Linked DNA regions of Mus musculus: all the other regions are linked to region 3. The links are chromatin loops, found by intact Hi-C in ENCODE. Cell type or tissue: heart. All regions are shown on one strand.

The links. Hi-C counts contacts between places; a loop is a spot of excess contacts. Peaks named below come from ENCODE experiments on the same cell type or tissue, not always from the same donor. Only the 100,000 strongest peaks of a DNase experiment are listed, where the experiment ranks them.
Region 1: it touches region 3 in a loop (6-fold over the local background); 13 of 42 quality-filtered maps call a loop at or near these places.
Region 2: it touches region 3 in a loop (2.5-fold over the local background); 5 of 42 quality-filtered maps call a loop at or near these places.

What each region holds. Positions count from the first base shown.
Region 1 is chr9:4,300,831-4,308,830 of GRCm38, forward strand. Aasdhppt (aminoadipate-semialdehyde dehydrogenase-phosphopantetheinyl transferase) reads right to left here. Exons shown (of 6, transcript NM_026276.3): 2 at 7,864-8,000; 3 at 2,264-2,385; 4 at 1,640-1,801. Among named protein-coding and RNA genes, the nearest start is that of Aasdhppt, 4.7 kb to the right of the region's middle. In heart, a CTCF peak has its summit at 4,238; no DNase peak of the experiment used is centred here; H3K4me3 peaks cover 688 bases.
Region 2 is chr9:4,371,556-4,379,555 of GRCm38, forward strand. Msantd4 (Myb/SANT-like DNA-binding domain containing 4 with coiled-coils) reads left to right here and starts at 4,997. Exons shown (of 3, transcript NM_145609.2): 1 at 4,997-5,068. In heart, no CTCF peak of the experiment used is centred here; a DNase peak (open chromatin) is centred at 4,856; H3K4me3 peaks cover 1,975 bases; H3K27ac peaks cover 1,585 bases.
Region 3 is chr9:3,398,511-3,406,510 of GRCm38, forward strand. Cwf19l2 (CWF19-like 2, cell cycle control (S. pombe)) reads left to right here and starts at 5,575. Exons shown (of 18, transcript NM_027545.2): 1 at 5,575-5,680. The coding sequence starts at 5,588. In heart, CTCF peaks have their summits at 4,818 (motif pointing right) and 5,020 (motif pointing right); DNase peaks (open chromatin) are centred at 4,801 and 5,521; H3K4me3 peaks cover 1,736 bases; H3K27ac peaks cover 1,332 bases.

The DNA.
Region 1 (8,000 bases), 900 kb after region 3:
GGACAAAACAGCAACCAACCAACATACAGGAAAAAGATCTTTACCAATCCTAAATCCAATAGAGGGCTAATACCTAATATATACGAAGAGTTCAAGAAGTTACACTCTAGAGAATCAAATATACCCAATTTAAAAATGGGGTACAGAACTAAACAAAAAAGTTTTCAACCGAGGAATATCAAATGGCTGAGAAGCACCTAAAGAAATGTTCAACATGCTTAGCCATCAGGGAAATGTAAATCAAAACAACCCTGAGATTCCACCTCACACCAGTCAGAATGGCTAAGACCAATGTGTGGGTGCTTTGGCCTTTCTTAGAAGGGGGAACAAAATACTTACAGGAGAAAATATGGAGATAAAGTGTGGAGCAGAGAGAGAAGGAAAGGCCATTCAGAGACTGCCCCACCTGGACATCCATTCCATATACAGTCACAAAACCCAGACACTATTGTGGATACCAAGAAGTCCTTGCCTGATATAGCTTTCTCCTGAGAGGCTCTCTCAGAGACTGAGAAATACAAAGGTGGATGCTCACAGCCAACCATTGGACTGGGCATTAGGTCCCCAATGGAGGAGCTAAAGAAAGGACTGAAGGAGCTGAAGGGGTTTACAACCCCATAGGAAGAACAACAGTATCAACCAAGCAGCCCCACCAGAGCTCCTAGGGAACTAAACCACCACCAGAGTACCCATGTCTCCAACTGCAATATGTAGCAGAGGATTGCCTTGTGAAGGCAAGATGCCTTAGTGTCGGGGAATGCCAGGGTGGGGAGGCAGGAGTGGGTGGGTGGGTGGGTGAGAGAACACCTTCATAGAAGCAGGGGACGGGATAGGGTGTTTCCTTGGGGAAACCGGGAAAGGGGATAACATTTGAAATGTAAATAGAGAAAATATACCATGAAAAGAAGGAGAAGAAGAAGAAGAAGAGGAGAAGGAGGAGGAGGAGCAGCAGGAGGAGGAGGAGGAAGAAGAGGAAGAGGAGGAAGGAAGGAAGGAAGGGAGGGAGGGAGGGAAGGAAGGAAGGAAGGAAGAAAGGAAGATTGGGCTGTAGGCAAGCCTATAGGGCATTTTCATTAGTAATTGATGTAAGATGGTCCAACTCATTGTGTTTGCTGGGTTCTGAGTTCTACAAGAAAGTGGGCTAAGCAAGCCAGTAGGCAACACCTCTCCATGGCATCTGTAGTAGCTCCTGGCTCCAAGTTTGTACTCTGCCTGAGTTCTACTCCTGATTTCATTTAGCATGGACTAAGTGGAAGTGTGAACCAAATAAACTCTTTTCTCCCCAAATGGCTTTTTATCATAGCAATAGTAACCCTAACTAGGACAGACAGTAACATTTAGAAAACACAAATCCCAACTGCTTTTATTATACCAGGCTGGATTCCAATTCACAGAGATCCCAAATACTGAAACTGAATGCAGGCACCATTATGTCTTGAAAGATAGTTTTAATGATCAGATTTTAATTACTAATTAAAAGGAATTGAATTACTTTCAAAGAAAGTTACACAAGCTCACAATGGATATGTACTCTACACTGTTGACATTCTTATAAATTTCAGGAACAATCTAGATTATTCGCACATACGTGAATAAATATGGAATGTCTTAGCTATAATAATTATAATAAATTCCTTACCTCAAAGGCCCATTCTTTTTCTTCTTCCCCATCCAAAATCAAACAGGTTTCCTTATAAACCTGACCAATGTCCATGTTTAATGGAGATACATCAAATTCAAGCCGCTGCATTTCAAATCCCAATCCAACTCCAATGGCTTTTATGAAGCTTTCTTTCAGTGCCTAGAGAGAAAAAGGGACATTTTCTCTTAGAGGATTCAATAGCTAAAACTTTTTATAACATTAATAGATATAGTACATTTTGATTTCTATGTTTGTTACAGCTATAAAGTTGTAATTGTTTTATTTTGCTCATTGTAATAGCACCGAAAACAATCTTAGTAGCAGTCTGTGTAAATTATTCAAGATCTCTCAAGTGTAAACTGTAATGACCAAACAATGCCATCCTCAAAGGGTTGCTAAGAGAATTAACTAAATTATAAGAACTGTGATGTGACATTTTCTGTTAAATAAGGTTCATGTGTTTCTATAGAGTTATATAGATTTTTTAAAAAAATCCCAAAGTTCTCAAGAATCTGTCCATTTGTATCAAGCACTATATGGTATTAGCAGTAACTACAAATCTTTCACTCTTATTTCTAGTGAATATAATGGAATAATTATAGAATTACAAAGGAATTGTACCCAGTGCCGGTAAAACATATCCAGCTGAGTCCATTCATCATTAAAACTTCTGATTGTTTCCCACTCCTTTTTGGTAAACTTTCTTTTCATGATATGAAAGAATTCTGGAATTGAACCACGACCTGCCAAATCAGCGAATACAGAATTAAAAATTTATTCTATTAAAAATAAACATAAAAACAAAACTTAAAAAGCTGTTGTATGACTGAAACTACTGAGGACTACCCAAACAGGAAAGGCAACTTATTCAGAAAACAATCCTAAGTGAGGGTACAATGTAGCTCAGTAGTAGAGTGCTTGCGTGGAATGTGCAAGGCCCTGCATAGCCAGGCGTGGTGGCACACGCCTTCAATCCCAGTACTTGGGAGGGAGAGGCAGACGGATTTCTGAGTTCGAGGACAGCCTGGTCTACAAAGTGAGTTCCAGGACAGCCAGGGCTATACAGAGAAACCTTGTCTCAAAAAAAAAAAAAAAAAAAAAAAAAAAACAAAACAAAACCCAAAACAACAACAACCCAAAATTCCTATTACTATAAATAAACAAAAACAACAAAAGAAACCCTGCCTCAAAAGACCAAAAAAACAACAACAAAAAAACCAAAATTCCTATTAGTATAAACCAACAAAAACAAAAGAAATACTTTTCTATTGATTGTTAATTTTGATATAAATTAGAAATTAAAAGAATAACTCAAGATAACAAGCATGTGTTAGCCTAAAAGAACCAGTTTAATAAGAATTTGTGAAATTAGGAGTTAAATAATTAAGCAGAAAAACCCTAGCTTCTGAAACATGTTCCAAAAACCTGAATAGTTGACAGTCAAACTTGTTCTAAATTTTAAACATCTAAAAGAAAATGTCATACATAAGTATGACAACATATATTTCAGAAATTCATACTAATGTTATATTTTGACCCTTCAACACTACTAAAGGGAAAAAGAAAACAACTGTTGTATAATATTTTGTAACTAGAAGGTAGTTCAACAATGTATACTGCTTACTTGAAATGACTACTGTAAAAGCAAAATCAATATATACATCTAGACACTCAAGGAGATCTGGAACACAACAGACTGTACTCTTTTGTACTATTTAGAACTTCTGCAGTAACCACATACCTCGCCTAGAGTAAGTCAGAGAAGGAAACATTAAAAACCAGTTCTTGTGCAAAAATGTTTAGGACTCTCCCAAGTTCCAACTTCAATAGTCAAGTCTCGAAACAGGCCCTCCTTCCTTAACCCAGAAATCTGGAGGACTTGAGATCACAACTATGGCTCTATGACCTTGAGAATGGTATAACAAGAGACTATGACCATTTGGGGGCATGCATCCTTTTAGTGATCCAAAGCTCATTTTCACTTTACTGAGAATTACTGGATGCCTCTCAATAATAACTGATTCATTCGCTGTTTCTGGCATCTAGTCTTAAAAAAGTGAAAGGGCTAAGAAAATGGTTCAATGAGTAGTTTGCTAAGGAAGTACAGATCTGAGCTTAGATTACCCAGCACCTGTAAAAGGTACAGAAGCTGCCAGTATCTATAACCTAATACTGTCAGAAAGGGTATTTGTCAGGGCACGGTTGGGAGGTGAAACTGATCCCCAGAGCTCACTGACCAGCATTCTGATTCAGTGAGAGATTATGTCACAAACATTAAAAAAGGTATTAGTGACAAGAGGAAACTGATGAAAACTTTTGGCCTCCAAATTTACAAACCCATACAACCCACATCCACAAAATTTAAAAGATAAATTCTTCTCAAGTAGACTCCGGCATAAGTAGCATATATGAAATAAAGAGGAAGAATATCTTAATTTGTATTTGGGATACTGGCAATAAAGAAATACTATAACTCATTACTTATGGCTGAAAAAAATACCAGTGTGTACACTTTCCTATATATTTAAGCACAAAATAAACAGCAGTCAATGGTGAATCTCTAAATACCTAACTAAAGGACAGCAGCACTACCCTGTGGTGTTATGGGGGAATGCATACTGGCCAAATATTCTATTTTACTCCATAGGAAATTAGAAGAAAAACGTTAGAAAATCCCAGTAGAAAAACAAATTTGTCTCTCAAAATACCAGCATCATTACTGGGCAGACACATAGGCAAATTCTTAATATTATTTATATATATTGATTTCTACTACAATATATGTAATCATCCTATAAAATATTAAGAACACAGGTATGTGTACGTATATATATACATATATGTATATATGTGTGTGTATGTATGTATATATATGTATGTATGTGTATGTATATATATATGTGTGTGTGTGTGTATATATATACACATACATATGAGAGGTATAGGACTGAAAAATGTGAATTGTCACTTAAGTGTTGAAATACTTGATCCTTCTTAAAGCTTAGTTACTAAAGAAGAATGTCAGCTACTAACTAAATGTTCTACATAATCAAAATCACATAACTGGTCTATTTTAAACATAATAAAACCCCATAACAAAATCACCAACAACCAACACATTTTGCTACTATTGTAGGCCTATAAACAAAACAGTCTATTATAGTACCAGAACTTCAAAGCCTATCTATATCATTCTAAAACAAGGTGTCCGGTACACATGTATTATAATAGCACTGTAGTGGCTATTCCTGGTTGTCAACTTGACTATATCTGGAATGAACTACAATCCAGAATTGGAAGGCTCACTAGTGATCCTAATCTGGAGGCTGGGAGATAGAAGTTTTTAACCTGGATCTTGGTTTGCAGATCTTGAAGCTTAGTGGCTATGGATTCCAGATTAAGACAGGGGAGATCTCCGAGTTCAAGGTCATCTGGGACACCTTTAAACCTTCTGCTGGAGACTACATATGGACATTGGAAGAAGGAAGGCTCTCTCTCCTTCGCCTGCTTGCCATTTGGGACTGAGCAACTGCTAGATCCTTGAACTTCCATTCACAGCTGCTACTGACCATTGTTGGGAATTGGACTGCAGACTGTAAGTCACCAATAAATTCCTTTACTATATAGAGACTACCCATAAGTTCTGTGACTCTAGAGAACCCTGACTAATAAAAGCATCTCAGTTAAAACTTACCATTCAGCTACAAAGAAAGCTCAAATGGTTAAGTGCTAACATTATATATATAATATATAGACCTGAGTTCAATGGTCGTCAGAACTTATGTAAAAAATACCAGCCCAGTAATACAAGTATACAGCCTTATAATTCCAGTGCTGGGGAGGAGGAAATATGTGGAACCCTAAGGCTCACAGGATCTAGCTAGTTTAGCTTAATCAGTAAGCTACAGGTTGAAAAGATCCTGTTTCAAGAGGTAGGTGGCATTTCTGAGAATGACAGCTGCTGTGGGGTGTCCTCTGGCCTCTATACATAATATCAGCACACATACATTTAAAAGCAAAGCAGTAAAATTATCCATTCTTCTCAAAGAATATGACTTATCAAGGGGAAGATGGAGGTAAGGAGGAGTTGAGCAACATCTAATTAAAGGAAATAAAATACTGTAACAGACAGAAAACAATGATCAAAGAAAACTAGAGAGAAATGAGAAATAGTAACATGCCTGAGAATAGAAAGTACAAAAGAACACAATAACAGTGTTATGTTTAGGAGTTTGAATTCTATTATATGTCTAATGAGAACCTATTTCACAACTTTAAAACTGTGTCCTTCTCAAAAGATCACTTAGCTCTACCTAGAGAACCAGTTAGGAGTATATAATACTTCAGAAGAAAGGGTATGAGAGGAGACAAGAAACAGGCTTTTCCACTCTTTAGTATATCCAGGCCTAATTTGCACCAACTACATTTAATTTATACTTATAATGCAATAGCTCCTCTAGAGAGCAATTCTGTTAACAAAATCTTTTGGGATGAAAGTCAATGTACTTCAGGATAGACTTGAACTCATAGTCTTGCTTCTGCTTCTACTTCCAAAGTGCTGGGAATACAGAAGCTTTTCAGTATACCTAATAACACTCATTTTAAATTACTTGAGTTAATTAAAATTAGAATTGTTTCTCAAAATATTTTAAAGTTATTTTTATTGTGGCAATTACTATCTAAAATATTTTATAATAGAAAAACAAATATGAAATTGCAAAATCATGCAAATAGAATTCTTACTATTTCCTGAACTTAAATATTTTTATACTGTTCATGGTTATTTTGTAAATACTGTTAAATTGAATCATTAAACTATACCTTTACTTCACCTAAAACTGTAAACATCTTTAACTGTAAATAAAGCTTAAGAAATGAGAAAAATACTTGATCAGAAATGTATACTACTGACAACTTGTGCTAAGATCCCACAGTTAAATCTATTGGGAAATGAACAGTACTTAGCCAACATGGCTAAGTAATATGGGAATTAACACTCCTATGTAATATTTCTTATGGACACACACACACAGAATGTGGGTAAGAGAATTGTCTCCTTCGATATGCTAATAACACTCCTCTATGCTGACTCTGTCTCAGGAATTGTCAATGTGTAGTACAGAGTAGGTTTCCCCTTCTATCAAAAATTATAACTTCATCATTCACCAAGACTGAAGAATATTCCTTGATGAACTACCTCACTTATTCTGGTCTAATAAATTGCCAGTGCAGCAAACAGGTATTTACTTCTCATCATCACTAAGAAAAGAAGCACCCAATCACAATTTGAAAATGAGTGGAATGGTAATGACACAACACTAGTGCCAACTGAATGGATCTCTTCCTCTGTGTTATTGGAACATAATAAGCTTTGAGCCAGTTAAACTATAAAAGGAAACGGTTATAATCAAAATTGATGGGTGTCAAAGGATTAATAAAGTATTAACAAGAGACAGAATCTTCAATATCTGCTTAATACTTTCCTACTATTTAAAACGTCAATTAATAATGACTTCCTTATTCAGTACTGACCACAGTCAACCCCTCACAAAATGGGTTGTAAAATCTGTTTATTTCCAGATAGGCACTAACTGTGCTATCTATCTTTTTTCTAAGTGTCTAATGGCCTCTCCACTAACTTCTAGTTACAGAAAAAGCTCCTATGAAGCTTCCCCAGAGCTACAAACCCATGTGGACTATTCACAAAAATAAGCCTGACTCCTCTACAGTAGCAGTTACTTTAGAACAAGCCTTCAACAATACCATTAAGTCCTTTCATTGGAGCTGTGCTTCAAAAAGGCTTCTTAAAAATTCATGCTGAAGCTTAATTGCCAATACAAGAGCACTGCAAGGCCATAGCGGGTACCACCTTCATTAATAAACTTATTATCCCAGTCCTCAAGGGTTTCCTTGAACTCAGAACAATGAGCTTAAAGAAGCTCATCTTTGTAATTCAGCCTCGCTTATTTTGTAACAAGAAAAAAACAAAAATACTTAGAAAAATGATGATACCTAAAGAAAATGTAGCTAACAATTTAAAGGGGTTAAAAGGTACAGTAATATAGAATCTACTGTCTCTATAGATAAAAGTTAAAGGAAATGCATCCTTTTTGGTTAAATGTTTTATCAGTAAATTAAGTACTGCCAGTAAACTTACAACTGCCTAATAGTTAAGATCTGAGACATAAAACACTTAATATGTCATAAAAGTGAACCATCACCTGGAAAACTAGTCTTCATGATATCAATGCCAACCTGTACCTCAGGTTCTGCAGCAAGAACTGCATAGTCCCCTTGGTGAGAGATGTTAAAGTTGAAATTGGGATATGGATTCAACGAGTCTTTCGCAAGAACCGGC
Region 2 (8,000 bases), 970 kb after region 3:
TTGAACAGGGAGGGGGTGTCTACCTGAGTTAGTGGTTGGGCTATAGCAACCAGTGGGAAAGGAAAGGGCAGAAAAGATGGGCTGTGAGATACAGTGAAAGCATGGGCAGAGGGTGGAGGGTCCGTGCTAGTAGGAGGTGGGGAGGTGGGAGGTAGGAGGTTGGGGGCCAGGTGGGAGGGCTGTAGCTGGTGTTCCCTTGCAGTTCTAGGGAGAAGTCTGAGGGACTGGGTCTAGGGGAACAGATAGTGTCTCCTCTTTTCATATGGCAGAATTACCTCTATTCAGAGGCTCAAGGAAAGTGGTTTGAAATTTCAGGCAACAGCAGTGCAAACATGCTTTAAAAGATGTGCTTCAATCTGCTTGACTGTAAATAAGAAAAATGGAATAATGGAAAAAACAACAAAACAAAACAAAACAACCAAAAAATCCAAGTGAGACTAAACTGAGACTTTCTATTTCCTCTAAAAAGTTTTCTTTGTGAATCATGTGAGTGTTTTGGTTCTTTCTTTCTTTCTCTCTTTCTTTCTTTCTTTCTTTCTTTCTTTCTTTCTTTCTTTCTTTCTTGGCATAATAGAGAGTGAAACTAATTGCTTTCTTCTCTTGAAGAGCTTTTCTTTTAAAAATAATTTTGAACTTTTCTCCACTTTTGAGTATTCATATAAATGAGAGCACTAAAGAGACTGACCAGAAAAGTAAATGTTTGGTTAAAGCACCTGACTGTTGCTAAGGTAACATTGATTGTATTTGACATTTGGTGTTTCCATTGTTCTCTGTTGCTATAGTAATGAAGCCTTGGATTCTGACACCATTCCAAATTCTATTAAAATAAAACCCTCCTCATTCCCTAAGAAGAATGAAGAGCTGGGGTTATCAAAGTACATGGTATAGTGGAGTGCTGTTTATCAGAAAAATATAGAATATGACATATATTTTACTATACTTTAATCAAGCTGGAAAAATATGCTTAAACAGATTTTTTTAAACTCACAAGGTAGTGTAAATATTTTTACTATCTAAAATTAGCTTTCCCTTTAAATAAATTTGAAATATGTTTAAGTTATAAATTTAAAATAATTAAAATTGAACATTCACTACTAATGTATAAACAATAGAAAAATTGTTTTGGTTTTGTTCCAGGAAAAAATATGGGAAAAGCAGAGCCACAAAAATTAGTAAAAAAATAAAAATAAAATTACTTGAGGGTTTTTAGGGACCTTTTGAATTTAAAAAGATACTGTATGACTTACTTATCTGCTTTTGAACTCATGATTGAGAACCAGAATATTTTCTCTATCTAGTAAATTATCATCTACATGTGTATATTATACATGTTCTAATAATATACACATTCTAATAACTAGGAAAAATTAAAATGTAAAGTGTGGGAGAGGCAGTAAGAATGAAATATAAGCCGGGTGGTGGTGGCGCCGGCCTTTTATCCCAGAACTCGTGAGGCAGAAGCAGGCAGATTTCTGAGTTTGAGGCCAGCCTGGTCTACAAAGTGAGTTCCAGGACAGCCAGGGCTACACAGAGAAACCCTGTCTCGAAAAACAAAAAACAAAAAAACAAAAAACAAAACAACAAACAAAAGAATGAAATAACATGCAAAAATACAGACATTAAAGAAAAAAGGCTAGTGATGAATTTCCAAGGTGCAGATTATTGGGAATGAGAAAAATTAAGAAAATGAAAAGAGTCTTTTACTGTATGCTTTTTGTCTTTTGAAAAGTTTAGATCAATCAAGTGGTTCAATATAAAAGAGCACACTACTGGAAGTGATAGAACTTGTCTTTCAGAAGAGAGCAGAGTGCAGGGGAGACAACTGTGTGCAGCTGGAGACTTGGAATCACAGGTTGATCACTAATAGACAGGGTGAAAGTCGTCATTAATGATAACACCATGAGAACAGGAATTAAAAGACTATATGTAAAAGTATGATAATAAAATACTCTTCTAGTTTATCTTTTTATAAACTTAGAATTCTATCAAGACCAACTAATTACAGAATTTCCCAATTTGAATTTTGTTAGCTGTATTTAAATTTCAGATTTTAGTAACTTGAACTTGTATGTATAAACAGTAGTTTATTCCATTCAACTTGCTATTACACACACACAAACACACACTCCCAGAGACTAGGTGGCTTCATCAGTCAATATCCATTTAACAAAATGACAGAGGCTAGAAAGTCCAAGGTCAGCCTGCTGGCAGATACTATGCCTTAGGAATTGTGTAGATGGTTGTCTTCTAGCTAGGTCCCTATATGGTAGAAAGGGAAAAGGAAAACATTATATCCTCTTTTATAGGAGCCCTAACCCCACTTAAGAAGATTTCACTCTCAGGACAGAATTTTATCTCCAAAGGCCTCATTTCCAAACACCTAGGATTAAGATTTCACAGTATAAATATGGAAGGGGCCAAATGGTCTACAACAAACAAGGTAATATGCCAAGCAGGAGAAAGACATGTTCAGGTCTTTGAGGAGATAGATCAAAACACACAGTGCTTTTCTCCCCGACTTTTGTGTCTCTGTGTTGTCTTTTTAGAGGGGGAAAATTCAGCATTTAGTTCTATGGTTGAGAAATCAAAGAACCATGTGATCAATCATGTCTCTTTCCCTCAAGAAGTGTTAACAGTTAAGTTGACAAAGGTGAGCTTCCTAGGTAACCGTGAGACCTTGCTAATATCTGTATTTTGTGTGCTGATCACAGTCTCTTTTACTTCTTAAAAACAAAGAACTAGGGTAAAGTACAAATAAGTAACTTAACTTACAGATATAGAATTGCTAAGACTTGCATAGAAATTGGTAAAGAACTGTAGTAAAGGCAATGAATGTCAAAGATAATCCAGAATTTGCTAACCTGCTAAACATTCACTCACTGCAGTGAATTTGGGGGTTGGGACTTTTATTCCTGCTCTACAGAATAGAAGTTTCTAGTGATTATAGTGCTACTGAAATAGGAGGATTGTAAAGTTCCTGGATAGCTTGCTCTACATAAAGGGGATTTTGCTTCAAATATTCCAAAAACCAAAGTGTCTGTATCTCTTACAAAATGGCAAAAATCATTTTTTTTCTCTTTAGGCAAAATTATAATAAAAATCTTAAAACTGTTCATTGATCTTCAAAGATCATAGTTCATAAATACTTCATAGTTTGTGCAATTATTTTTCTAGAAATAAACATTAAAGATTTGTTACAACCAGTACCCCCAGAGCTCCCAGGGACGTCACCGAAAGAGTACACATGGAGGAACCCATGACTCAAGCTGCATATGTAGCAGAGGATGGCCTAGTTGGTCATCAGTGGGAGGAGAGGCCCTTGGCCCTGTGAAGGTTCTATGCCTCAGTGTAGAGGAATGCCAGAGCCAGGAAGTAGGAGTGGGTGGGTTGGTGAGCAGGGGCAGGGGGGAAGGGATAGGAAGTTTTCAGAGGGGAAACCAGGAAAGGGGATAACATTTGAAATTCAAATAAAGAAGATACCTAATTTTAAAAAAGACTATTATATGAAAAAATAAAGACTTGTTATATACACACAACATTTTGTCATGCTTTTACATCTTTTTATAAAATGTCTATTACATGCTAGAAGCTTTGCTACGCAAAAAAAAAAAAAAAAAAAAAGAGCTATAATGGGGAAAATATAGGTTGTGGTTGATCTCACTTGAGCATGATTGTCAGAGTCAACAAATAAAAAATGTGGAATGTCACCCTGAAATTGTTATTCAAATTTAGCTTGCCATCCTTCCCATCTGGCAAACTTATATTGGAGAGATAAATTGAAGTAGCTGCGAAGTAACTGCATAGGAAAGGTTACTTTAGAAAATAATTTCTCGGGCAGTGGTGGCACACGCCTTTAATCCCAGCACTTGGGAAGCAGAGGCAGGCAGATTTCTGAGTTCGAGGCCAGCCTGGTCTGCAGAGCGAGTTCCAGGACAGCCGGAGCTACCTGTCTCAAAAAAACAAAACAAAACAAAACAAAAAGACAAAAACAACAACAACAACAACAAAAAACAAAAACCAAACAAACAAGAAAGAAAGAGAGAAGAGAAGAGAGAAGAGAGAAAAGAAAAGAAAAAAGAATTTCCAAAATGAATTCTGATCCTGGGAAAGCCTTACAGGGTGGAAACACAGCAAGGCAAAGGCAGTCCCTAAGACACTAAAGAGTTCAAAAGAACAGTGGAGAGCTGGGGGAAGCAAAAAGGGAGACCATGTTAAAAAAAGCCTGAGAGAAAAGCAGGATTAGGATTTTAAAAGCCTAAAGAGAATTTCCTAATTTGCATATTAGGAATAATTTCCCCCGAGAAACTGTAGGCGTCTCAATTTGACTCTAATTTGAAGAGTGGGCTGTGAGAGGATGGGTATTAGTAATTTTCAGGGAGAACTGGACATTCCTGAAACGGAGGAAGTGGGAAACCAGGTTCACTGACAATGCCAAAGGAGACATCAGCCCGTAGGGCTCTGAAGGATCAGAGGGAGGAGATGGAGAACACTGGAGAAACCGTCCACAAGCCAAATGTTCCATTTTAGGTTAAGAGTACAAAACGAGTCTTTGATTTGAAAACTGCAAAGGCAACGTCAGAGGTTGAGGTCCACGGAGACCGCAGCTAGGTGAATAGGAGAGGAGGACCCAAGGGTTTCCATTTTTCCTTGGCCTTATCGAAGATCAAGGACAGGAGCGGAGTTTGGAGATTGAAAGGCCAGTCTCCATCGGGCGGAGCAGCGAGGCAAGACTGTCTCTAGGGACCAATCCTTTGCTAGAGGACGCTTGATTGACAGGGTCACGTGGCAAAAAGTGAGCGCTGAACGGGAGGCGAATCACTTCGGGGCGTTGTCCAGGGCACTAACCCGGAACCGGTTTGGGACTCGATTCCCATTGTGAGGCCTGGCCTGAGGCGGGCTCTAAGGCAGAGTGGCAATTCCCCCTGGACAAATGGATTAGCTGCAACCCATGAGCAACAGCCATCTCAGCCAATCGGAGCAGGCAGAAGTTGGTGGGCGGGGACTCCATGAAGCATCTCTTTTCCAGCACCCTCAGGGGCGATCCGACAGAGGTGCCCCGGGGTCGCAGGTGAGTGTTGGGTTGCAGCGGAGCAACGGGGACTGGGGAGCTCGAGGGAGCAGAGGAGACTTGGCAGGGTGGGTCTCTGTGGGGTGTCGCCTCGGTGAGCTTTGGTTTTGACATTGAAGAGCGCAGGATCCCGAGGCTGTGGAGTAAAGTCCCACTCATAATTGTCACCTGACTCGGGAGAAGCTCTGGGCCTCTGCAGAAGTGAGGGAAACCTAGGTAGGGCTATTGCTGACCATTCGGAAAGCAATAATAACCCTCCAAGTTGCCTGGACTCTAGTTGGGCGCTGCACCACCTTGACCCCTCCCCCACCGAAAACTCCAGGCTGTGGGATCCATCGTCCCAGAGGCCTCAACTGCACCTTCCCAACGTTACTTCGTAGCGGGAGACCCTTAAGCAAACTTCAGTTGTGTTTATCACCTCAAGTTTTAAAGGAAGGAAAATAATTACCCTGTAATAATATTGAGGAAAGGGAAGTCACTCTTGAAATAAGATTGGAGTGAGACAGGGGTGGAGGGAAGTTTGTAGATTTGGAATGCTTTTCTTCTTAACTACTTAGTGACTCCCTCTCTCCCCCGCCCCCCCCCAAACCTACCCTCTTTCCCTCCCTTCTTTCTTCCTTCCTTCCTTCCTTTCTTTTTTCCTTTCTTTCTTTCTCTCTCTCTCTCTTTCTTTCTTTCTTTCTTTCTTTCTTTCTTTCTTTCTTTCTTTAATTTAGATGTTATTGCCAGTTTTTTTTTTCCAGATCTTTTAGTTCTATGTTAGACAAAAACCTAGAAAGTCCATTCAGTCGTTACAGAGGAAATACCTAGTTTTATCTTACAGTACATCATTGGTAGTTATGTGAGTGCACTGCACAACATTTCTGTTTCTGAACAGTAAAGAATAATTGTGGAAGCCCTCCACAAGTTGGAGGGTTATTTATTCTTCCTTTCCCAATGGTCAGGAAGTTCAGGAAAACAGCTGCTGTCTGTGGTTCGAACACTGGGACCTGAGATTTAGTGACTGACTGTCAAGTTCCTTACTGTAAGAACAGGATGAAAACAATAAAGAGGGGGACGTGTTGGGCATCAAAAATAGTGTAATTGTACATTTTATGACCGGTTCTATCCCTAGCACCAGGAATGGTGCCCCAAATGTAGGAGCTGAGTAAATACCTTTGATGAACTTATTTGGGAGTCTGTTAGAGAAAATCCAAACCTCTCATACACAGCATCAAGGTACTAGGAATGGTACAAAAAGACAGACATATTCATAATCTGCTAGTTTTTGCTTTTGTAAACGCAGCTAACAGATTTTATCTCTGACTGCACTGATGCTCAAATGTTCTTTAACTCAATACTGTCAAGGCTTCAGGTAAAGTCTTTCTCTGGATTAAGTGAAGACTGACCAGAATAAGGGTCCTCTAGAGTAACAGAACTTTTAGAAAGTATGTATGTATGTGTGTATGTATATATATGTATATATATATACATACATATATATGAATGACTTACCAGCTGCAGTCTAATCCAACAGTGGCTGCTAATCCAACAGTGGCTGGCTATAAATGGAGAGTCCAAGAGTCTAGTTCAATTTATGAGGCTGGATGTCTCAGCTGGTCATTAGCATAATCTGGAATCCCAGAGAATTAGGCTCTAATGATAATGAAGGAATGGACTAGTGAGGTGAGAACAAGCAGGCCAAGAGCATAAGTGTCCTTCTTCTGTGTCTCTACATGGGGTTCACCAGAAGATGCGGCCCAGGTTAGAGGTGGATTTTTCCAGCTCAAATGACCTGGATCAAAGGTGTATCTTTCTACCTTAAAGATCTGGATTAGAAATAGATTTTCCTACATGAAATTAAGCAAAAATCACTCAGAGATGAACCCTCCATTTTTTGTGTAATTCCAAGTTGACAAACAAGGATAGCCATCATCATAGGGTTCTAATATCAAGTCCATTGAGGTTAAAAATGCAGTGAAGTGTATTTTATAAATGATAGTTCATTAGTTCAGCATAGTTCAGTTGAAGACAAAGGGATGCCACTTTGTAAACTCCAAGTATAGACAAAAGAACTGTGGGGATGGGCAGGGAAGGCTATGCAGTTGGTAAGAACTACTGAGGAGTTAAAGACACAAAGATCCTGGTTGGTTAAAACACCTCCTATTTTTTGCCATATAGTGGTGCTGTTAGACCAGTCCAGTGAGTTAACTGATCTTGAATTTTGAGAGCAGCAAAATCTGATGGTGTATGCTGTACAAGATTCTATTGTTAACAGCAGTCATTATTTTATTGAAGACTTTTATCCTTATATATTTCAGTAATATATTTCTCCATGTAGGAGGAAAGTTCCTTGACTTGAAAAAACAAATGATCTCTTACTGTTATAATTTTCTCTTTCGGTACAATTTTTCAGTAAACTATTGGGTTTTACTAATCCAGCATTAAAGAGTGGCTGGTATTAGGCCTTAATCCAGTTTTCTTACTTTAATTCCTGGCATGTTTATCTTTTATTTCTGTCCCTCATCAGTCTATTGTGTATGATCCAAATTGTTATTTCCTTCTCAAAATCTTTTTGGATGCTATTAAAGATTTCTGAGTCTGGAAACACAATATAGTTTGTTTCTATTCTAATAATCTTCATGTATTAGGGTTAATCATCCAGTAAAGAAATAGTTATGTGCAGGTCTATACTAAGACATACAATGGTAGCTGATGCTTGTGAGCTTATTGTATCTTAGTCATCATAGGTTCATTGGATTATCACTTTTAATCCTTAATGCCATAACTGGTATCGTGGTCTCATTTATCATCAGCTAGTAGACATGTATGTGAAGCTCACCTGCTTGAGACCAAAGGGACTTTAAGTGACAGAACTGGCACACAAGCCTGCATAGTAAAAACTGTTCACAGCTTTCAGCTTCTAGACTCTATTCTGATTCTTCTGTGTATT
Region 3 (8,000 bases):
TGTTCAACATCCTTAGTCATCAGGGAAATGCAAATCAGAACAACCCTGAGATTGCACCTCACACCAGTCAGAATGGCTAAGATGAAAAACTCAGGTGACAGCAGATGCTGGCAAGGATGTGGAGAAAGAGGAACACTCCTCCATTCCTGGTGAGATTGCAAGCTGTTACAACTACTCTGGGAATCAGTCTGGTGGTTCCTCAGAAAATTGGACATAGTATTACCTGAGGACCCAACTATACCACTCCTGGGCATATACTCAGAAGATGCTCTAACTTGTAATAAGGGCACATGCTCCACTATGTTAGTAGGACCCTTATTTATAATACCTGCTAATTATTTTAATTCTTATGTTTAAATTACCATTTTGTTTGGATAAAATGGCTCTTTGGAGTTTTCCCTACAATTTCCATGTAGGGTGTCATCACCTAGAATGATGTTTCTCACAATGTGGTGGCTCAGTACCTGAATGTTCACCTGGCCCTTTCCAATTGAGGACCAATTTTTAGGTCTGTCTAGGTACAGGAGCTTCACTGTTTTGGGCTGGAATTCAGGTGTTTGCATTTGACAGCCATCTGAGGTGATTTTATGTACTCTAATGGAGAACTAGGATTTGGTTCTGTTCTCTTTTTAAACCCACACCAAACACCATTATAGGAGTAGTAAGAAAGTCCAAGCTTAGGAAACAAAAAACAAACAAACAAACAAACAACAAAAAAGTTAGTAACAGTGTGATGTTAGGGAAAGACACTTTCATACATTGTCTGATCCATCATTTTTTCAACTTGGTAATGACAAAGTCTTTTTTATACAGTGAATAAGAAAGTAAGAGATGAAGCCGGGCATAGTGGAGCATGCCTTTAATCCCAGCAATCGGGAGGCAGAGGTAGGTGGATTTCTGAGTTCGAGGCCAGTCTGGTCTACAAAGTGAGTTCCAAGACAGCCAGGGCTATACAGAGAGAAACCCTTTCTCAAAAAAACCCCCACAACAACAACAACAACAAAAAACAAAAACAAAAAAAAGAGATGAGATTTATAGAATACTTTAACTTTAAGTGAATACATAATTGTTGTGATGATTAGAAATTATGCATGTGAAACAAAGTGGTATAGGAATTATAAACTTTGGATTACATATTGGATATATGTGAACTCAGTGATGATCAGTGTTTACAAGAGTCAGAAGGGAAGAGAATATTTCCCATGATTTTACTCATAAATGATAATGAAAATGTTTACCATGGTGACATCTCTACCTTAACCTTTTATTTTTAAAATTCATCTGGACACTGATCTAATGGGGACCACAAATGGTGGTGGTTATTTGTAGGCAAAACAGCATCTGAATACAAACTACTTTGGTGCTCCACTAAAGAGAATTCATGATATGTTCTGTCTTAGTTAGGGTTTTACTGCTGTGAACAGACACCATGACCAAGGCAAGTCTTATAAAAAACATTTAATTGGGGCTGGCTTACAGGTTCAGAGGTTCAGTCCATTATCATCAAGGTGGGAGCATGGCAGCATCCAGGCTGTCATGTCTCAGGCAGAGCTGAGAGTTCTATGTCTTCATCCAAAAGCTGCTAGTGGAAGACTGACTTCCAGGCAACTGGGGTGAGAGTTTTAAGCCCACACCCACAGTGACACACCTATTCCAACCAGGTCACACCTATTCCATCAAGGCCACACCTCCAGATGGTGCCACTCCCTGGTCCAAGAATATACAAACCATCACGTGTTCTAATGCTTAAAAACCCACTGATAAATACTTTCCTTATTTCTTACATGATTTTTAACGAAAATGCAATGATTGTAGAAGGCTTTTATACCATAAAGATTGGAGAGAAAAGGAGTATTTTAGCATGGTGTTTTTCTTAGTCAGGGTTTCTATTCCTGGACAAAACATCATGACCAAGAAGCAAGTTGGGGAGGAAAGGGTTTATTCAGCTTACACTTCCATACTGCTCTTCATCACCAAGGAAGTCAGGACTGGAACTCAAGCAGGTCATGAAGCAGGAGCTGATGCAGAGGCCATGGAGGGATATTCTTTACTGGCTTGCTTCTCCTGGCTTGCTCAGCCTGCTTTCTTATAAATCCAAGACTACCAGCCCAGAGATGGCACCACCCAAAAGGGGCCCTCCCCACTTGATCACTAATTGAGAAAATGCCTTACAGTTGGATCTCATGGAGGTGTTTCCCCAACTGAAGCTCCTTTCTCTGTGATAACTCCAGCCTGTGTGTGTCAAGTTGATACACAAACCCAGCCAGTACAGTGTTCTATTTCCTTTCTAGTGCTGTGACAAAGACAATGGCCAAAAGCAACTAATAGGAGGAAAGGATTCATCTGCTTTACACTTTCAGGTCATAGTCCATCACTGAAGAAAGTAGGGCATGACCTTAAAGCAGAAAACATAGAGGGATGTTGCTTGTTTGCTTAATGGCTCACTTGCTCATACTTGTTATATAATGTGAGACCACCTGGATAAAGAATGGTGACACTCAAAGTGGACTGCTTTTTCCTACATCAAATAACAGCCAATGTAGCTCTCCCCAACTCATGCCCACAGGTCAAAGTGATCTGGACAATCTCTCAATCAAGGCCTAAGATGACTCTAGGCTATATTAATTTGACAAAGGTGAATAGGATATACAATTAAGTCATTGACTTGGAGATAATACCAGTGTCTCATAATTGTTGCCCTTGATTTACACTTAGCATATAGTTTCAAACCCCCACATGCTTTGGCTCATTGTATTCTCACAGAAGTTGGAACATACAGTGTTAACCACATTACAGTTAAAAAACCAAATGCAGCAGATAATTTAAAGTGGCATGACTAAATAAATGGCAGAGTTATTTAGTCTGGCAAATCTTGATTTTGAACCTGTGCACTTAATGCCTCACTAATATTTCTGAAATCATCACAGATTCAGGGGCTGGGAACAGAATTTCAAATCTCTGTTACTGGGTACAGCTTATTGTCAGAAAAGACTCTTGGTCTTTTTTGGTTCTTATCTTACCCTTAAAGGCAGCCAACTACATATTGAAGAGGAGTTGAAATAGGATTACTCTTAGAGTGGTTATGTGATTACTGATCTAAACTGTGACTCTTTCTGAAGCTAAATAAGGGACAGTCGATAATCACCAGGGAAACTGATATAAATATATAAAATGATTGTCTTATGTGAACTAGAACATATAGTTGGGATGACATAGGTCATCCTCATAGGGTATGTTTCAGTCTCAAAGAAAGACACTGTGTCTGTGTCTGTCTGTCTGTCTGCCTGACTCTTCTTTCTCTGGTGAAATAATTGCATGTTCTATATACATTGCATGTTGATTTATGCATTTTACCATGCATTATTGTTTTCACACACTATATGCCTTTATTTTATGGTCAGTTTTGTGGATAATCTTTATTGATCTTGACAGTTGCCTTATACATGATGATGAAATTTAACCTAATCTCTTCAAAATGTTTTTTCATGTGAATAATTATTTTCAAACAAGATGTCTAATTTGGTAAGGATTATGAATCTATTAAAAACGTTTTGATTAATTGATTTTTCTTTCATGTAGATGAGTGTTTTGTCTCTATGTAAGTACACCATATGCAAACAGTACCCACAGAGACCAGAAGAGTACATCTCACCCACTGGAACTGAAGTTACACATGACAGGGGCCTGTCATGTAGGTGCCAGAAACCCAAAGTGGGACCTCCACATGAGTAGTACTTTTACTGAGCCATCTCTTCATCCTCAGACAATTTTTAAAAGCACAGTGAAAGGCTAACTGATATGCATGACACATTCCTAGACTCACTAGAAGGCCAGATTTCAGCATGTCTGCACCTAGACTGTCCTCACAGAGGACATTTTAGTGTCTAGCAGGGCTTAGGCCTTACCTGTGGTTTTCTTTACACAGATGGAGCAGAGCAGGCCCTGTAGAATGAATGTGGATACAGTCTGCTCCTCACTATTAGCCAGGGTATGACTGTCTACTCTACCTTAGATATAACAATATCAGTCCGTCCTCTCATCACCATTGTATCTTTGGATGAGAAGATAAGAGAGAAAGAAACAAAATCTGGTTATTAGTTTCTTGATATTTTTATTTCTTTTGACTCTTTTTGGTACAAGGACTCATGAGTATTGCTTCTCAACAACAACAACAACAACAACAACAACAACAACAACAAAAGAAATTTCAAAGCTCTCCCTACGGAGAAGCAAGGTTTTCGAAAATCATCAGTGCGTTTAGCCTTCAATATTTCATGGCAAGTCTTTTTGAGTGCCTTTGGTAATGCGTGGGCAGGTATATTAGCCCTTCCTATCAACTCTGAATTGGCTGGTTATCCTTGCTTCAGATGCACAAACTGGAGTGCTGCCTCACAAACATAATGAATCAAATAAAGGGGTTGTAACCATTCAAGTTTGTCATCTTAAATTTGCTGAGTTGATATGGGCAAAAGGAGATAGAAATGGCTTATTTCAACTTTCCTGTTTCTATCCTAGTGGGCGAATCAAATGAAGCACAGATGGGGCTAGTCTTTTGATACAGAGACTTAATTATGCAAGATGCAATAAATACAACAGAGGTCACTGTTTTTTCTTTATGAGAGATAACCACACAACCAAGGCATCTTTCTTCTGGGTGATGAGGACTCTTCCTGCACCCAGGCTTGTGCAACACCAAGTCTTGACCTCCAAATAATTAAGAATTATTTATTTATTTATTTATTTATTTATTTAATGAGTGTTATGTCATCATGTAGTTGCAATGCCTGTGGAGGCCAGAAGAGGGAGATCTCCTGGAAATGGAGCTAGAGATGGTTTTGATGATCCCTGTGAGTTCCTGGATGTGGCCTTAGGTCCTTTGCAAGAACAGTTAGCACCTAAATCACTGACCCATCTCTCTACCCCAGTTTTAAATATATTTCAAGACACCCATCAAAGAAAAATACTGAACTTTTTTTTTTAATTACTTATTTTACTTATATGAGTACATTGTCACTGTTTTCAGACACACCAGAAGAGGGCGTTCAATCCCATTACAGAGGGTTGTGAGCCACCACGTGGTTCCTGGGAATTGAACTCAGGACATCTGGAAGAGCAGTCAGTGCTCTTAACCACTGAGTCATCTCTCCAGCCCCTATACTGATTCTTAAGAGCAATTTTTGTTTTTCCCTTTTCCCCCCACGTTCTGACTTTCTGATCAGGTTCCCTTCAGGTTGATGCACAGTCACAGGAAGTCAGGCAAGAAGGGGGAAGTAAGTAACTTCTAGCTTACTGGAGTGTTTTAAGAGTCCTATTGAGAAATGAGTTAATATATCGCAGGGCTCATAATAACGCATGTTTATATTAACTCAGCGCTTAGCGAACCTAGTACATCTGAAAGATCAACTCTCCAGCAGGCTACAAGTTTCCGCTGAACCTTTCACAGGCGAAACATTCGGAACTGCGCCTGCTCTGTTGGCATAGTAACGCCCCTTCCCTACTATTTTGAAATGCAGATTCGGTTTCTAAATTACGACAGTCGTAAACCGAGGTTTCCCGACGGCGTCCTTGCTTTTCGACGGCAACAACTATGGAGGCGTTTAGTGTAAGATTTGAAAGTGCTAGCAGTATCGAAGAGCGAAAAGAACAGACCCGTAATGCCAGGGCCGAGGTGTTACGCCAGGTATCCCGGCTTTGGAGAATTTTCTTTCTTCCTTTTTAAAACTGGGGTTGTACTAAGGGCTTCTGCATGCTAGGTAATCGCTTTCCGAGATTTAGTTCTTGAAATACTTTCGTTTTATAAATCTTACGGTTTCGGAATGTTATTTAAAAGTTGTAGGACTTGAGAATCCTGGGAGATAGTCCACTCACTTCTCTCGTTACTTCGGTATCTCACCTTGTCTGATTTTGGTCTTTTTCCAATGCAGTTGTCTTCTAAACGCTCGGACCGGCTCCATTTGCTATTTCTCTCCGCAAAAAGATTGATTGGTTTCCTTCCAGTTTCCTTAGTTTTTAAGCACTCTTGATATTTCAGCCGCCTGGATTGCTCAGTTTCTGTGTCCAGTGTCACATCCGAGGACTCTTCTTACCAGTTAATTCGAAGCATGAGTCATTGCCCCGGCTTATTGGAAGTAGGACACATTTGAATACGTTGGTGTTTCCTCCACGTTTTCCTTTCAACTCCAGGCTTAGGCCAGCCTTTACTGATTGAAACACTGTTTTAGCATAAGAGACTCAGAATATGTGCTCCCCGACCCCAGGTTTTGGAAACAGAATTCTCATTAACATTGAAATGTATGGAGTTTATAAAAACGGAAGAAGTAAATTATTGAACAGTTATTGACAGTTATTCCTGATTAATTGTGACAGTGAAAAAGATGAATTTGTAGTTGAACAACGGAATGTTCCGTGACTATGTTTTGGGTTTTTTGTTTTATGATAAAAGAATTTTAAATAAGTTTAAATGCATATAGAGAGTAGAAAATAAATAGGAAGAATGAGTAATGCCTTCCTTCAGTCACATTTTAAGGGGATGGGTGGGCAGTTAGTCTTGGTCAGATAAAGCATCATGAATATTGGCTGATTTCAAAATAGATATAATGAATAATCATAATGACTGTCTGTTTGATATTTCAAACAGTTTTTGGAAGAAACTCTTTGTCAGCTGTGAAGAATTTTAGACAAATCTACATACAGTTTGATAAGGACCAAAGTCAGCTTAGGAATTTTGACAGATGGATGAGAAAGCAGAAGAAACTTCTTGCATTGTATTACTATTGTTGACTGCTGACTAGAAATTAGCCATATGGTTCTTTCTTTTTAAGAGGATAACTTTTCTGAGTCAATTGTATTGGCACTGTCTATTTTGAAGGCATGGAAAAAGGTCAGATTTATAACTTTTGGGAAAGTCTAAAGAACTAGCCACAGTGACAATGAAGGTTAAAGTGATTCCAAATCCTATTTGAGACAGAGAGAAAAGAGGATATATGTTAGTCTTGTACTGAATACTGTGTGTGATTTGTACCCAAATTTAGTGAAGATTGGTAGTCCCAAAGGAAAGCTATTAATAACTTCCTTTTATTAATCATTTTGTTTATCTTTCAAATGTTATTCCCCTTCCCAGTCTCCTCTTCACAAATCCTTCCACCCTTCCTCCTCCCTTTTGCCTCTAAGAGGGTACTTCCCCTTCCACCACCCACTCCTGTCTCAGTCCTCTAGCATCCACTTTCTCTAGGGTATCAAGCCTCCACAGCACCAAGCACCTCCCCTCCCATTGATGCCAGATGAGGCAATAATCCTCTGCTACATATGTAGGGGGAGCCATGGACTCTTTGGTTGGTAGTTTAGTTCCTGGGAACTCTGGTTAAATTGATACTGTTATTCTTTCTATGGGGTTGCAATCCTCTTCAGCTCCTTTACCCCTAACTCTTCCATTAGGATCCCCAGGCTCAGTTCAATGGTTAGCTGTGAGTATCTGCATCTCTCTTAGTCAGGTGCTGGCAAAGCCCCTCAGAGCTATACCAGGCTCCTGTCTGCAAACACATCTTGGCTTCAGCAATAGTAAGGGGGGTGGGGAGTGTGTTGGTGTCTGTGGATGGAATGGATCCCACAGTGGGGAGGTCTCTGGATGGCCTTTTCTTCAGCCTCTGCTCCATTTTTGTCCTGGCATTTCCTTTAGATAGGGACAATTATGAGTTAAATTTTTTTAGATGGGGTAGGGGTTGGCCCCATCCCTCCCATGGGGGCCATGTCTATCTACTGGAGATGATCTCTTCAGGTTCTATCTTCCTACTGTTGGCTATTTTGGCAAATGTCATCCCCATTGGGTCCTGGGAGTCTCTCGAATTCCTGGTGTTGAGGACTTTCTAGTACTTCCCCAAGTTCCCCACCCCCACTGGTACTTATTTCTATTCCTTCTCCTGGGCCTATGGACTTCTCTCCTATCTCCTGTCTCTTCCAATACCTGGTACTGCCTCCGCTGGCCCCTCCTTTCCTTCCCCGCC